Regions from separate parts of the Mus musculus genome. Here region 2 is linked to region 1. The links are chromatin loops, found by intact Hi-C in ENCODE. Cell type or tissue: heart. All regions are shown on one strand. Each heading gives the region's core, and the rest is flanking DNA. Links, peaks and the distances in the headings are about the cores only. Region 1 overlaps Tulp3 (tubby-like protein 3). Region 2 overlaps Gm10069 (predicted gene 10069).

Region 1 (8,330 bases), core at 229-8,228:
TGTTCATGAGCCGAACCAACCGGCCACCTCTGTCCCTGTCCCGCATGATCCGAAAGATGAAGCTTCCTGGCCGCGAGAACAAGACTGCTGTGGTTGTGGGGACGGTCACAGATGATGTGCGGATTCTGGAAGTTCCCAAGCTGAAGGTGTGTGCACTGCGGGTGAGCAGCCGGGCCCGGAGTCGCATCCTCAAGGCTGGGGGTAAGATCCTCACCTTTGACCAGCTGGCCCTGGAGTCTCCCAAGGGCCGGGGCACTGTGCTCCTGTCTGGTCCTCGGAAGGGCCGAGAGGTATACCGACATTTTGGCAAGGCCCCAGGAACCCCACACAGCCATACCAAACCCTATGTCCGTTCCAAGGGCCGGAAGTTTGAGCGCGCCAGAGGCCGAAGGGCCAGCAGAGGCTACAAAAACTAACCCTGGATCTTAACTGTTAATAAAAAAAAGCATTGGAAAAAAGAAAAAAGAAAAAAAGAAAAAGAGAAAGAAAGTGAAAGAGAAAGAGAAGGAGAAAGAGAAGGAGAAAGAGAAAGAGAAAAGAAAACCATAATGAGTATGTAAATAAATAAATTGGGTTAAAAGGGAAAGAAAAACCTAAGGAAAATAAAACCAGAAACTGTATATAATATCCCCCTTTCTAGATCAGTATGTTGCCTACACAGTATAAGAAAGAACTTTTTTTTTTTTTTTTTTTTTAAATTTCAAGACAGGCTCTCCCTTTGTAGCCTGAGCAGTAAACTCATGAGTGTCCTGCCTCAGTCTTCCCAGTGTTAGAGAAACAGCTTGAGCCAGCAAGCCTAGCAGAACTATATCTGCTGATATGAAGATATACCGTCAGGTAGTGGTGGCGCTCACCTTTAATCCCAGCACTTGGGAGGCAGAGGCAGGACAGCCAGGGCTACACAGAGAAGCCCTGTCTTGAAAAACAAACAAACAAACAAACAAACAAACAGAAAGAAAGAAAAAAAGAAAAGAAAATATACCCAGGGAATAAGCAAGCCACAAAGTCAAGTATACACCATGCTGCTACCTTTGGAGCACAAAGGGTAGAAAATTCCAGACATATTTTCATTTTTACACAACTAAAAGATATAGGCTAAAGAGAAGCCTGGAAACGATTAACTGGAAAAAGGCAGGTAGGAGTAGACTTTGTATCATTTTCTTTTTTTTTTTTTTAATGTATTTATTTATTATATGTAAGTACACTGTAGCTGTCTTCAGACACTCCAGAAGAGGGAGTCAGATCTTGTTACAGATGGTTGTGAGCCACCATGTGGTTGCTGGGATTTGAACTCTGGACCTTCGGAAGAGCAGTCGGGTGCTCTTACCCACTGAGCCATCTCACCAGCCCCTGCATCATTTTCAAATATCATTTCTATCAACTTTATGTACCTGTTCGTCATGTTTACTAGAGTCACCAAAGAGATGAGCCACTAGCCATGCCTGCCAGGGATCATCTGAAGTGGGTCAGCCTCTAGGCGTGTCTGGGAAGAATTATGGAGAGTGGGTGGGGTGGGGCACGCCCTAACTGGGATGTTAATAGCTAAGCTCTGCAGATGAGGTGGGACCAGCTTCCATGGCTCCTGACTCCAAGACTCCTCACCATGGTGATCAGTACCCCAAACTGAAAGCCAAAGTAGATCCTTTCCCGTTAAATGGCTTTATCTGGGCATTTTATTGGTGCAACAGAAAAGGTGACCAAGACACTTTCTTAATACCTAACATACCCGGTTTAGCATAATGTAAAATAATCCAAAAGGAAAACCAGGCAACAGTTAACAATTTACCATTTTGTTTTCTTTTGTGCCGATGGCCATCAGAGGACAACCGCTGGGAACTGGCCCAGGGATCAGACTTGGGGGTGTTAGGCTTGGCCGCAAGCCCCCTTACCTGCTGAGCCATCTAGCCAGCCCTCACCTTTTTTTTTTTTTTTTTTTTTTGAGACAGGGTTTCTATCCTGGAGCTCACTTTGTAGACCAGGCTGGCCTCGAACTCAGAAATCTGCCTGCCTCTGCCTCCCGAGTGCTGGGATTAAAGGCGTGTGCCACCACGCCCGGCTCCAGCCCTCACCTTTAACAGCATCGAATTCCCGCTCTTTTTTTTTTTTTTTTTTTTTTTTTTTTTTTTTTTTTTTTTTTTTTTTTTGCCAGCTCTCTTATTCCCTCTTCAAACTAGCCTTCTTGCTCCCAGCTTACAAGTAGAACTGCCGGCTAATCATCATTCTAGAAGTGCTGGAGGATCACGGGACTCATGTGAGTATGCAGATTGTCCCGAGTCTCCGGGAACTCTGTAAACTACAGATGAGTCTAAGAGGCGGTCACAGGCCAGGCAGACTCCCATGCACCGCTACAATTCAGATGCTGACGGGTGCTCAAAGAGCCTTGTATAGAAAGGCTAACTCCAGCTTGGGCAATCAGGAGGTGAGTAAGGAGGTGAGTAAGGAGGTGGAGTCTGATGGGAGACCCTTAGACCATTGGGGGTACACCTTCCAGGGCGGATGGAGGACCTGGCTCACTCCCCTCTCTTCTGCTTCCTGGGCTGGAGGTGAGTTTGCCTCCCTCCCCCTCCTGTCATTTGCTCTCTGACCCTCTAGCCTAGAAGTGATAGAGCCCACCTAACCAAAAGGTAGAAATCCCAAACCCAGGTGCCAAGGACCTGGGGATGTAGTGTAGTTGAAGGGCACCTGCCTTCCACTTCAGAGGCACTGGGTTCTACCCCAACACCACGGATTTTAAAAAGAAAACAAAACCAGTCTCCTCTGTACCTGCCAGTTTTCCTGCCCAGGCCTGCTGTGTGGGAAGGCAGCATGGAAGGAGCCTGGGGCTGAGCTGGACACCATGTCCTGGGTCACATGCTTTAAAAGTGTGTGTTTGTTTGTTTTTTAATGTCCATTAAACTGGGCATGGTGGTACATACTTTTTTTTTTTTTTCTCTGAGACAGAGTTTCTCTGTATAGCCCTGGCTGTCAACTCACTTTGTAGACCAGGCTGGCCTCGAACTCAGAAATCCACCTGCCTCTGCCTCCCAAATCCTGGGATTAAAGGCGTGTGCCACCACGTCTGGTGGTACATACTTTTAAAACCCAGAACGCAAGAGGCAGAGGCAGGAATATCTTCATGAGTTGTGTCCAGCCTGGTCTGCATAGTGAGTTCCTGACCAGCCAGGGTTCCATAGTGAGATTAGTGAGATGAAACAGTAAAATTGTCAGTTAAGGTCAGGGCTGCTTTTCTTGGATTGAAAGTAGAGAATCTTAAACATTTTAAATGGGCACATGGGAGGTAGGGTCAGGACTCACAGTTACCCAGATGCATCCATGATAATTTTCTTTTGTATAAAGATCATTTACTTTCTCTCCCTCTCTCTCTCTCTCTCTCTCTCTCTCTCTCTCTCTCTCTCTCTCTCTCTTTCTCAGTCTCTCTCAGTGTGTGTGTTTTGTAATAGAGTCTTTCTATGTAGTACTGTTTGTGTCCTGGACTCACTATTTAGACCAAGTTAGCCTTGAACTCACAGAGCTATGAGTTCGGAGATAACCCTGTCTCTGGTTCCCAAGTATTGGGATTAAAGCCTTGCACCACCATGTCTGGCATAAGATATAATTTTTAAGAAAAGGTGTGTAAAGGCAGGAAGTAGTGGTTGCACGCCTTTAATCCCAGCACTCAGGAGCAGAGACAGGGTTATCTCCGAGTTTGAGACCAGCCTGGTCTCCAGATCGAGTTCTAGGACAGCCAGGGCGACACAGAGAAACCCTGTCTTGAAATGCAAAACAAAAGATGGTGTATGGGTGTTTTGCCTGCATATATTTTAATCCCAAAAATTCGAGGAGAAAGACCACGGACACAAATCACGGCCAAATTCTTTAATTAAAGCAAGTAAGTAATCAAAGAAAACGTTTCTATTGGTGTACACAGGTTGCTTCCCCCTAAGGCAGAATTCCAGACATCAGCATTGGATGTGGTCTTTATAGATCAGGGGTAGGGGTTTCCAAATGGGGGACTTGGCAGGCAAAATAGGCAAGTTATGGGTTATGGGAGCAGAGCAGAGCAGAGCAGGGCAACTTAGTCATGATGACCATCTGAAACAGCCATGGTGGCAAGGGGATGTTGCAAGGCAGTCATAACAACCTTTCCAAACAAATTGGGTTGTAAATTGGTTATATATATTGAAACAAAGACATGGTTACTGTGTCCTGGGACAGGTAGTACAAAACCATTTGTAGTTAAGGTCACAGGTGGGACATAGCCCAATCCTTGAGAAACAGGTTTAATCACAAACCGACATGAGCCTTGTTCGTCTTTACTATAAGATGGCTTTTAAGCCTAAGATGGAGGCAGGCTGGTTCGTCAATTTGCCTGTTCACCATGTGTGTTCCTGGTGACTGCTTAAGTCAGAAGAGGGGGTTGATCCCTGGAACTGGAGTTACAGATGGTTGTGAGCTATCACGTAAGTGCTAGAGGTTAGACTCGGCCTCTGAGCCATCTCTCCGAGCCAGAATGGGGAATGTAGCTTAGTGGAGAAAGCTTGCCTACCAAGACTCAATCCCTCCCCTCCCCCACCCCCTCCGTGTGTGTGTGTGTGTGTGTGTGTGTGTGTGTGTGTGTGTGTGTGTGTGTGTATGTGTTTCACACACACACAATTTTTTTTAGCTAGTTGTCTTAGTTAGGGTTTTACTGCTGTGAAGAGACACCACGACCAAGGCAACTCTTATAAGGACAACATTTAATTGGGGCTGGCTTACAGGTTCAGAGGTTCAGTTCAGTATCATCAAGGCGAGAGCTTGGCAGCATCCAGGCAGGCATGGTGCAGGAGGAGCTGAGATTTCATCTGAAGGCTGGTAGTGGAAGACTTGCTTCCAGGATGCTAGGCAAGAGTTTTAAAGCCCATACACACAGTGACACACCTACTCCAACAAGGCCACACCTCCAAATAGTGCCACTCCCTGGGCCGAGCATACACAAACCACCACACTAGAGTTTTCATACCTTGAGAGAATTGTAATATAGGTCCTAAGAACTTGTAATGCAAATTATTGTCCACAGGGTGGCGCCAAACACATCTTACTCTCCGAAGTCTTATTAGTTTGGCTGTGTAGACCAGATCTGCATTAAAGGTTTCTGGCCTCGGCTAGGAGTGCTGGCATTACAAGCATGTGGGGGTACCTTGTTGCTCTTCAATACTGAGGATTAAAAAAAAATTAACAGCAAACCAAAAAAAGGCCATTCTTTCTGAAGGAACCAGTCTGGGGACAAGGAGTTCCAGTGTTCCCTCTGTGAACCAAGATGTCTCTGCACCCTTAGAAAATTACATGGCAAGTGTCAACCTAATCTGTGACATAATTAGTAGAATAGACACTTATTTTCGGGCACAGGGACCAGAGGGTGGCTCAGTTGATAAAAGTATTTACCCATGCAAGCATGAAAATGCCTGTTTTCTTTGTTTGGTTTTTGGGGTTTTTTCTGTAGACCAGGCTGGCCTCAAACTCAGAAATCTGCCTGCCTCTGCCTCCCAAGTGCTGGGATTAAAGGTGTGCGCCACCACTGCCCGGCTTCTTTGTTTTCAAGTCAGAGTCTCTGTACGTTGCTCAGGCTGTTTTAGAACTTATTATTATACAGATCAGGCTGGCCTCAAACTCACGAAGACCTGTCCAGTCTGGTTTGAAATTTGCAATCCCAGCTCTGGGAGAAAGACAGGCTAATCCCTGGTGATAACAGCCAGCCAGCTTAGTCCTTGGTACAACTGACCACCCAGCCTAGCCTAACCTCAGGACAGAGACGTTTTCTCAGAAAATGAGAAGATCACCTAAGGGTGACCCTTGAGGTTAACCCCGGGTCTCCACATGCATGTGTACCTTCACACACATGCACATGTGCACACAACACAGCCACCTACAAAACGGGTTACTTGTCAGGTATTTCCTCAACTACATAGATACAGGCTAGCCTAGGGCAACATGAAACTTTATCTTTAAAAAAAATCAGAGGCTGAACACAGTGGGGCACACCTCTGATTCCAGCACTCAAGAGGCAGTGTCGCAGGATCTCTGAGTTCAGGACCAGCCTAGTCTATACAGTGAGTTTCAAGCCAGCTAGGACTAGTTGTATGCCATATAAAGACCTTGTCTTTAAAAAGGAAGAAAAATTCATACAGCGCCTCACTACGTAGCCCAAGCTGGTCTCAAATTCGAGAGCCTCCTCACTCAGCAGCCCAAGCCTGGAACGGCAGGCACGTCACCATGCTCAGTGACTTGCTTTAAAATGGGGCTAAGAGTGCGACTGAGCATGTGCGAGGCCCTGGGCTCCATCCCCAGCACCAGAAGAGGAAAGTCTCTATCACGGAATGTAGGGTAAAACGTTACAAAAGGATTTGGACCTCAGCACTTGAGGCAGAGGCTGGACAGATGGCTCAGTGGTCATTTGCTCTTCTTCCAGAGAACCAGGGTTCAATTCTTGGTGCTCACACAATAGCATATAACCACCTGGAACTCCAGGTAAAGCAGAGTCAATGCCCTGTTACCTTCTCTGTGGGCACCAGACACACATGTGCACAACACGTGCAGGAAAAAAAAAAACAAAACAACCCATACAGAAAAAATTACTGAGACCTGCCTCCACACCCCCCCCAAAAAAAACCAACCAAACAACAACCCAAAGGTCATAATACAATTTTAGTCATATAAAATTATGCAAAAGAAAAAATCAGGCTATTAGGAACTAAATTCTCAGCTGGGGCTTTTGATTTTTTTTTTTTTTTTTTTGTCTTTATTGCTAACAGGAGTATCTTAGTCAGAGTTTCTATTCCTGCACAAACACACGACCAAGAAGCAAGTTGGGGAGGAAAGGGTTTATTCAGTTTACACTTCCATACTGCTGTTCATTACCAAGGAAGTCAGGACTGGAACTCAAGCAGGTCAGGAAGCAGGAGCTGATGCAGAGGCCATGGAGGGATATTCTTTACTGGCTTGCTTCCCCTGGCTTGTTCTTATAGAACCCAAGACTACCAGCCCAGGGATGGTACCACCCACAAGGGGCCCTTCCCCCTTGATCACTAATTGAGAAAATGCCCCACAGATGGATCTCATGGAGGCATTTCCCCAACTGAAGCTCCTTTCTCTGTGATAACTTTAGCTTGTGTCAAGTTGACACACAAAACCAGCCAGAACAAGGAGTAAAAGCTTAGAAAGGTCTGTGAGTGCAGACTTTCTCTCCACGTATCAATATCAGGTGACACAGTCCATTACATGTGCACAGAGCTCTTAGTCTCAGTGCTAGAGGCTGAGGTAGGAGGGGTGTGAGTTCAAAGGCAGCCTGGGCTGCTTTCCAGTATAGCCTTGAATAGCCACAAGATCCTAACACACACACACACACACACACACACACACACACACACAGTTTTACTGTTAGATCCAGGAGGCTGACCAGTGTCCAAGATGATTTGGCCTGGCCATCCTGGGCCCCTAGTGCAGTCTGCTGAGTTCCACAATTCATGCAGAGCTCCAAGATCGTGAGTATGACACTTTTATGCTGCCTCCTAAACTGGGTTCTTAGTCTGTGGTGCCCCCACCTCCACCCCAAAGACCCAATTCTGCTGCTACTTGGCTCAAAGAGCTTAAAGAACACAACAGGAGAAACCCAAGGGATGGTATTCTGGGAAAGCGACATCTTTATATAAATTATCTTTATTTATGTGGCATACAAAAGGTATAAATAGAATTCATGTAAAACCTGCACACTCAAGCAGAGTCCATGAAATGGGAGTATACAGCTCTCTAGGCTGGGCAGAAAGTCATAGCCCCACCCCCTTCAAGTGGAGACAGAGAGCAGTTTTCACTCAACAAAGGTGGCTCGTCTGGGAAAGCAGAGGTGTGTCAGGTTTCAGAGCACATTTATGAACAAGGCACTTGATGGGACGCCTGCCAGAGGCAGAGACAGTGACATCTGAAGGGACAGGCAAGACACTGGCCTTAGCACAGGTCTCACCTCCCAGATCTCACGCTGTAGTCGTCACACAGCTGTGAGCATGGAGCAACAGGATGCAGGGATGCAGGGACCTCCTCCATACAGGAAAAACCACGGAGCAGTTGCCAGTTTGAGAGTGGGGGACCACTGAATGTAGACCCAAAGTTTTTGAATTCTTAAGTTCAGGTACACTGTAGGCTGGGGACCTTGAGGAATTTGTCATGATTCGCTGGGAGATGTTCGAGATGTTCAAGATCTCAAAGACTCAGCATGCAGGGCAGTGTCTCCACTGGTGTGGGCCAGGTTTCGAGGCTGGAGGACAAAGCTGACAGGCAAAGCCTGTGGAGTGTCGGCGAGGTGACCTCCTCACCAAGACTCT
Region 2 (8,330 bases), core at 87-8,086, 160 kb after region 1:
GCATCTCTGGTTGTAAAGTATAGAAACAAAAAGGCTCTTTGCTGGCTATAGAGAACAAAGAGCTTCTTTCTGGCTGTATTTTTAGAGATCAGGGGAAACAAGCTTGGGGAACGTCCAGGGGCTTTACCTTCCAGGGAGAAACGCTCTAAGTCGGGGTCTCACAGTCCCACCCCTGAATTCAGGTCCTCAGGGTGTTACCTTTACACATCATGTGAGAGAGAGAGAGAGAGAGAGAGAGAGAGAGAGAGAGAGAGAGGGGGAGGGAGGGAGAGAGGAGGCCACTGTCCCTATGTAGGTTGAAAATCAGCCGTAGCAGCCACAAGACTGATAAGATCCCTAAGAGGGCGTGGCTGATGGAGGGATGGTTGTCTTGCTGTGCTCGCTCCCATTGAGCTTCATTGACACCACCTCTAGGCTCCAGGGGTCACCCAGGTCCCCCTAAGTACTTGGAGTTTTAGCATGGCTCCCTCATTTCCCATCTGTATGAAGAAGAAAAAATTACAAGAGCGATCAGAAAAACTCTGTGCCCTGGGAAAGCTCAAAACCGTAACTACGGGCTCAGGGAAAGGTGAGCGACCCAGGAGGAAAGGAGCCCTACAGCCTCATATCAGCCTCCTCACATCAGCCTATCCTCAGCAGAGATTGGCCCTGTGGATCCCTGATTGCTGTCGATAAGGCCACCACCCCCACAGTCACCAACTCCTTTCTTTCCCACGTGTTTATAGTGCCAGCATGGACCCCAGGATGGAAAACCATGCGTGTGGTGCTTCTCGTTATCGAGGCAGAACACACTTCTAAAGTTCGGTCCATCTCCTGGATCTGGAGCCCTGAGGGAGCGGTCAGGCCCCTGGTCTTCAGTGCTTATATGCCTGGTCCCTTAGTTTGGGGTGTTGCTCAACCCTGTGCTGGTTGTGCACAAAGACCGCATGTGAGGGAGGTGAAATATACACGTACACACACACACACACACACACACACACACACACACACACATACACACACATGTATATATATACATATTCATATATGTATACACACATACATACACAGGGCCAGGTATCTCAGGGATCCCAACCTGAGCATGAACCTTTATCCAGTTGAGGAAATTAAGCTTCTACAGTATTTTCCATTTTTAAGTACTCCTCCTCCCTGGGGGAGCTTAGTGGAGGGTTGTTCTACAAGAAGCTCTGGACAAAACATGGAGCGTTTCCTAGTGAGTGGCAGCAGCACCACAGTCCTTGGGGTCCCGAGGGCAGGAGAGGTTACACCCTGGCAACCGTCCTCACACGAGGCTCTCTGGCTCCAGATGTGTCCTGTCTTTCCTGTGTCTCTGTCTAGCATTTAGCAGGCTATGCATACTTAGATCTGGTGGACAGTGCTTTGCTGAGTTGGGTGTGAGTTATGTGGTCTCAGGGGTTCTGTGGGGGCAGCTGCAAATAGGTGTCTTTCCCAAGGTAATAGTGTGGAATGACTTTTTTTTCCCTAACCCAACGGTACATGGGGTGTTTCCTCAGGTATATTATTATTTTTCATTTCCCAAAGTGTTGCTTTTCTTCTGGCTTTGATAGAGTGGAGGAGAGGTCTGTTTTGGCTCACGGTTTGAAGGGACCCAGTGCTTCATGGTGGTGATGGCAGTGGGGAATTCCTAGAGGCAGCTGTGTCGCTGGGACCACGAAACAGGCAGAGATGAGTGAGCTTGTGTTCAACTGGCCTTTACATTTTTTTTAAAAAAAGAGGCCCAACATGTCCAGATTTTATTTATAAAGCTTTTTTTTTTTTCCTGGCTGTTATACAGAGAATAAAAATGTTGCTACAGCCACAGTGTAACTGGTAGGCACAGATGGCCGATTCACCCATCACAGCTGTCCACACTACAGCAAGTCTCACATGAAAATATTTACAGCCCCCCTCTCTCTGTTGAGAATAGTCTTCTCTTATACAGTACATCCTGAACACCCCCCCCCCCACCCCACTCCTCCCAGCTCCCTTTGCCCAGATCCCTCCCGGCCTCTTTCCCTAAGTCAGAGCTTGTTTTCTTTTCACTGGATACAGATTTAAAGATGTATCTATTTCATTTATAATGAGTACACTGTAACTGTCCTCACACACCAGAAGAGTGCACGGGATCCCACTACAGATGGGTGTGAGCCACCATGTGGTTGCTGGGAATTGAACTCAGGACCTCTGGAAGAGCAGTGCTCTTAACCTGCTGAGCCACCTCACCATCGTTAAGAGCTTGTTTTCAGTAACTTCTGGGGAATAACAATGACGTTGAGCTTTGGCAAACTCCTTACAGAGGACTGCAGGAAACTAGTTTTTCTGGTCCTCTGCCTGTTGGTGTAGGTCACTCAAGACTCCAACTGCTAATCCCGACTAATCTGATTTCCTGGTGTGAACTCAAAAGCTTCTTTGTTTCTGATAGAGATTAACTTTACAGACAATGTTGAAAACCCTACTAAAAAACGACCTTTACTCTTTTTTTGCCTTCCCATGAACTCCTCTAACCCATCTCAGAAGCAGCCTGCCTCCTTGTTTTGAACAAATCAGAAAAAGTCCAACAGAGTAACAAATGTATCTTTTTGGAAGCTGAGTAAAGTCTTGGGTGTTGCTTCCTGCTGCTTCCGTTGATGTGCCGGTTTAGTTGGTAACTCCTGTAATTATCCTTGTTCATTTATTCCAGAATTCAACAAATCCAACTCCAAATGGTTTCACAAGTTGACAATGTCCCCCTGTGTCCTCCTGGTACGGGAATTCAAATACCATGGTGTCTCTGACCCAAGGACTGTCTCCTGACTACCCACTACCAAACAAGGAGACCTTCTAACCCAATGACGCCCTAATTCAGCCGGAAGCCGACTGCTTCCTGACTTGAGACCCCAAGTCTTCCAGTTTACCAGGCCATAAGCAGAGAAGATTACAAAGAGAGCAAGGACACACGGAGGTTCCCCCACCCCGCTACACAGGGATGAGTGGCAGGATCTGCCTGACTACTGTCCCGGAAATGGCTCACACATTAACTAGGCCTCACCCCCTTACCCAGACAGATCGACGACCCCTGTCATTTAACCCAAGTATGACCTATTCCCCTACCTTGGCCATGCAGCATAGGCCACATATTAACTAAGCCTACTTTTCTTCCCTTCTGTCTGAAACCTTAAACAGCAGACACCCTGCTCTGCTTGCTTTGAGGTACCTCAGAGACCCCGCTGTGCCACCTGAGGCCCTGTTGCTGCTGTTAAAACACTGGTTGAACCTCTTTTCCTTTCCCACCCTAAAGCTAAACAGTAGTGTTTTGAGGAAGTGATGCTAACTCAATTTGGAGGAATCGTGTTTAGAACAAAGAATACAAAAACAAACAGACAAATAAAAACCGTAAAAACAAAGTCAGATACAAAACTGTGTAATTGGCCAATGGGTGGTGGACAGTTGAGGGGCCTAGGCCATCGGACTCACTGGCCTCAGGTGACTCCACTTGAGGCTTCAGGGTGACAGGAAATTCCCAGGGTCTTCACCCAGCTGAAGCAGAGGGTGGCTGAGTAGTGATTTCTGGGGTGGGGAAGGGGGAAGTCTTTCTTCAAGTCATGTCTGAGAATCTCTCCTTGACTTTGGGTCGCCACTGTCCTGTCTCAGGTGAGAGGCAGAGTCTTCAGTGACTGTCCCTTCCTTTGCACACCATCAGTGTACCAAGCCCCCTGCCCCCCCCCACCCCCCCCAGCCCATGCATGTAACTGAAGCAGCCACATACTAACGTGATTCTCACCCATTTTTGCCCGGAGTGTAGGTTAGAGGGTTTAAAGCAGGGCAGAGGAGGGACTGGGTACTGAAAAAGACGTCTTGTTTAATGCTACAGAGCTCGTTCACTGGAGGTTTTATTTGAAGCTGTAGCCTGCATCCATGGTACCTCAGCACAGACAATACTTCACCGGGTCCTGAGGACTTGGGTTACTGCTTTTTAATTCTAGCAAAGACATTTTAAACAAACGCATGAATACAGAGAGAAGATCCCGGGGAATGCCCCAGCACCCTACGTACCGCTACAGCTATCAAATTGAAACCTCCCTCTTCATCCTTAAGCGTCATTCACACTTTTTTTTTTTTTGTTTGTTTGTTTTTGTTTTTCGAGACAGGGTTTCTCTGTATAGCCCTGGCTGTCCTGGAACTCACTTTGTAGACCAGGCAGTCCTCGAACTCAGAAATCCTCCTGCCTCTGCCTCCCCCTCTTCCTCCCTCCCTCTCTCCCACTGTGCTGGGATTAAAGGCGTGTGCCACCACGCCCGGCTTTCATTCACATTTTTTGCAACGAATTCCAGAGAGTAGGTCTTCCTCCTGCCCCTGACCCCCCTCTTCCTCCCTCCCTCTCTCCCACTACCAGCTTCCTTAAGGAGAAAGTGAGATAATCTAGACATTCGGTGAAATGAAGATCAGCTCCGGGCTGAGAAGTCAGGGAAGGAGGAAGGAACTGGTCTATTATAAATTTGTCAGGGCTCTGTGTTTCCGATATGAATTGAATCTCCTGCAAAGACTCTGTGCTGAGGACAGCCGTCTCCCTCTAGCTCCCCCTTGCGGCTGATTTCCTCTAGGTCGAGGGGGAGGGAGTCAGGGATAGGAAAACAGAATGGCTCTTGCCCCCCCTGCTGGCTGCCCGCGTGGATGACAGGAAAGGCCCACAGCAGGGGTGCACCTGGGAGGACGTTTCTTGGTTTGCGGTTCCTTCAGGAACCACCCCTCCCCAGCCCCTCCCCCCCAGCAGACAGGCAAACGATGGGACACGGTGTGAGGAAGGGTCTCCTCAAAGTTTTAGCCCCCGTCTTATCTACAGGTCTGCAGGGCTCCAGGGATGGCAAGGCTTACAGCGGGCCACAGCGGGCCGCAGCGGGCCAATGCCCACGAGGGCTAGCACTGCACGGTGCCAGGAGGAGCAGACTCCTGCTGTGTGTTTCTGGCATCCTGCATGACAGACACCAGTGAACCCATCATCCCTTTAAATGGAAACTCAATGGCAGAGGCTAGTTGTCCTAGCAACTGCAGGACAGAAGAGCCTTTGTCGGGGCTGGAGAGATGGCTCAGCAGTTAAGGGCACTGACTGCTCTTTCAAAGGTCCTGAGTTCAATTCCCAGCAACCACATGGTGGCTCACAACCATCTGTAATGAGATCCGATGCCCTCTTCTACAGTGTACTCATATAAATAAAATGAATCTTTAAAAAAAAAAAAGAGCAAAAAAGAAGAGCCTTTGTCACTGGCTGTGGCAACACATGCTGGTGACCATGTCCTCTTCTTCCCCCCCACCTCCCACTCTCCTTTAGACATGCAGGCCCCTAGTAGCTGTTGAACTATTGGGTTTGTCTTTATTAGAGAGACTGTCTCTGATTTATCAGACTTCACAGCAGAGAAGAGAGATCTGCGGAAGGAGGCAGCTGTGTAAATAGAGCCTGGATGAGACTGGCCTGGATCACCCTAGGCACTGTGGTCTCCCAAGTGGGATCTCAAAGATGGCATAGTCAAATATGGCACCATGGTGGGGACGTACTCCCAGCCTTGTCGCAGAGCTGTCTGGGATTTGAAGGCAATAATTATCTTTATTTTCAGTACTTGCCTTCTTTATGTTGGCTCAGACAAGTACTGTAGGGCATTTGAACAGGTTTCCTCTGTGGTCCGCTCTCTGTAGGGGACTCCACTGAGTCAGCTTGTTTTCAGACACTGAACAGCACGGAAAAGTTGACATGTCAGTTTGTGAACACAGAGGATCTGGAATGAACTTTGCCGTGCCACACTCTGTACCCTCAGTTCGAGATGGGAGGTGACAGCTGATAACTGTTACGAAAAGGCATTCTTGAGGCCAGCATGTGCCTGGGACTCAGCTTGGCTTCTGAAGACCATGAAGTGTGGCAAGCCTGACACCGACATCCGAATCTCTTCCCAGACCACAATGGGATTCATTTCTTCCTAGCTCTCAGGTGTCCATGATTTGAAGGCAGTACTGCCCGTTACCCACTCCAAGATTCTCGGATACAGTACACAGCCTCTCTCCTGGTTTCTGTATGCACTGCTCCTCCTTCAGGCTCCTCCAAGGCCACAGGGAGTGGAGAAAGGAGGGGTCTTAGGGTGTACCCTTCTCTGTCAGTTGTCATCTGAGTATCCCACTCTTCTGCTAACAGGGTCCTCATGATGGCAAAGCACGCCCAGGCTAAAGCAGGACCCACTTTCCACCTGAGGTCTGGCTATAGTTCCTCAGCTTCCAGTCACTGTGTGGGGCCCTAGAGCACCACCCAGATTCTCTTAGAAAAACACCGCAATTGTGGAACTCTCCAGAACAGTCTCTAAATGAGAAAGTCAGGATTGGGCAAATTGATGTGATTCAGCTGTCTACGACCTGAGTTGATACCACCCAAGCAGGTTTCAAATGTCGTTACAGTATAGATATGATACAAAGGGAGAAGCAATTCTGGACTAGGCTGGGTTAGATGGCAGCAGGGCACCACCAAAGTCTCTGGTTATCTGATGCTTGGAGATGTGACTTCATCAGACTGTTCCTGAATCAATTTGTAGATCTATGGTTTGTGCTTGGTGCCCTGTCGCATTGTGAAGGAAGTGCCTGATCTACACACCAGAGCTTAAAACGCATTTAGAAATTTTCATGTCTTGATTTCCATTCTCAGGTCAGGCTGAGCTCACGAATCATGAGCTCGTCTGACGCTTACAACTTTGTGGCATGTCAGAGGATGAGCAGACCCACTCAGAAATGTCTCTGCATGTTCCTGCTGTCCGTCTGTGGGACTTTGTAACCCACGCTGGTTAAGTGTCTATCCAAGCCTCAGGCTGAGTAGCTATGCATGATGTTCCCTGAGAGGCAGGCAGTAACTTCTGGGAGTGAACAGTAACGAGACAAGATGCCTGAGAACCAAAAGTTCAGCGTGAGGGCTTGGGTGTAGATTCTTTTATCATTAAACATCCAGCTGAACAAAGCATCCAGGATGGCCATTAGCCCACCAGTGAGCTCCCCTGCCTCGCTACACGGAGACAGTCCACACTGAAAACAAACAAGCTGTTCCAAAGACGGAAGACAAGGCTGTTCAGAAGAAAAGATATTCTAGAAGCAACCAAAGCAACAAAAACTTCTGACATGGGAACGCATTCAGCATGAAAATATGTAAATAAAATAAAGTTCTAGTCTTAGTTAGGGTTTTACTGCTGTGAACAGACACCATGACCAAGGCAACTCTTATAAGGACAATATTTAATTGGGGTTGGCTTACAGGTTCAGAGGTTCAGTCTATTATCATTAAGGTGGGAACACAGCAGCATCAAGGCAGGCATGGTGCAGGGGGAGCTGAGAGTTCTACATCTTCATCTGAAGGCTGCTAGGAGAAGACTGGCAGCTAAGATGAGGGTCTTAAAGTCCACACCTACGGCCCACACCTGCTCCAACAAGGCCACACCTCCAAATAGTGCCATTCCCTGGGCCAAGCATATACAAATCACCACAGTTCTGTTGGTTGTTTTCATTTGTAAGCATTTTAAGTGTTCTCATGAGATACATCAAGTGAAATTATACATTAAAGTTAGAAACAGTTTTAAGAGTGAATTGGAAAAGAAAAAAACCAACTGTGTCACCCTCACTTCTGACACCATCTCTTTCTTTATTCATCTGGAACTTTTTTAGTTTATTGAAAAACAACCGTAGGTAGGTGAGATTATAGATTGTGTGCACCATCTAATATTGTGCAACAGTGCCCTGGTATGATCATGTCACAGTTTGTGTGACCACCAATGGCCTTATTGATGAGCATTGGGGCCATTTTCCAATATTAGAAAACCGAGGTTCATTTTCTCCATGTCCTTTCGGGCTAACAAACAGTTTTTTTTGTTTTTTGTTTTTTTTTTTTAAATTTCCCAGTCTCTCTCTCTCTTTTTAAAGATTTATTTATTTTATGTATATGAATACACTGTAGCTGTTATCAGACATGCCAGAAAAGGGCACCAGACCCCACTACAGATGGTTGTGAGCCACCATGTGGTTGCTGGGAATTGAACTCAGGACCTCTGGAAGAGCAGTTGGTGCTCTTAACCACTGAGCCACCTCTCCAGCCCAGTGTCTCTCTTTTTACAACTTCGTTAGGTATTGTTAAAAGTGCCACAGAGAATAAAAACCTTATTTCAGAAAATAAATATAAAGATAAAAGTACAAAAAGGAAAAAAAAACCCACAGATGTAAATGTCATAACTTTATTCAACATATAAATGTTATGGTTTTTTAATTCCCTTCCGTTTATCTTGCTGTCTTTCTTCTTGGTTCTTCATGTGTGGAGGAGTCCTTCTGAGGACATCTAT

What was found. Hi-C counts contacts between places; a loop is a spot of excess contacts. Peaks named below come from ENCODE experiments on the same cell type or tissue, not always from the same donor. Only the 100,000 strongest peaks of a DNase experiment are listed, where the experiment ranks them.
Region 2: it touches region 1 in a loop (8-fold over the local background); 7 of 42 quality-filtered maps call a loop at or near these places.

Annotation. Positions count from the first base shown.
Region 1 is chr6:128,313,508-128,321,837 of GRCm38, forward strand. Tulp3 (tubby-like protein 3) reads right to left here. Exons shown (of 11, transcript NM_011657.2): 11 at 7,654-8,330. It also overlaps the pseudogene Rpl18-ps2. Among named protein-coding and RNA genes, the nearest start is that of Tead4, 17 kb to the left of the region's middle. In heart, for the core only: a CTCF peak has its summit at 5,042 (motif pointing right); no DNase peak of the experiment used is centred there.
Region 2 is chr6:128,475,362-128,483,691 of GRCm38, forward strand. The region is part of intron 2 of Gm10069 (predicted gene 10069); the gene reads left to right. It overlaps Pzp (PZP, alpha-2-macroglobulin like), which reads right to left. Exons shown (of 36, transcript NM_007376.4): 36 at 8,206-8,330. Among named protein-coding and RNA genes, the nearest start is that of Gm10069, 41 kb to the left of the region's middle. In heart, for the core only: no CTCF peak of the experiment used is centred there; a DNase peak (open chromatin) is centred at 4,590; H3K4me3 peaks cover 794 bases.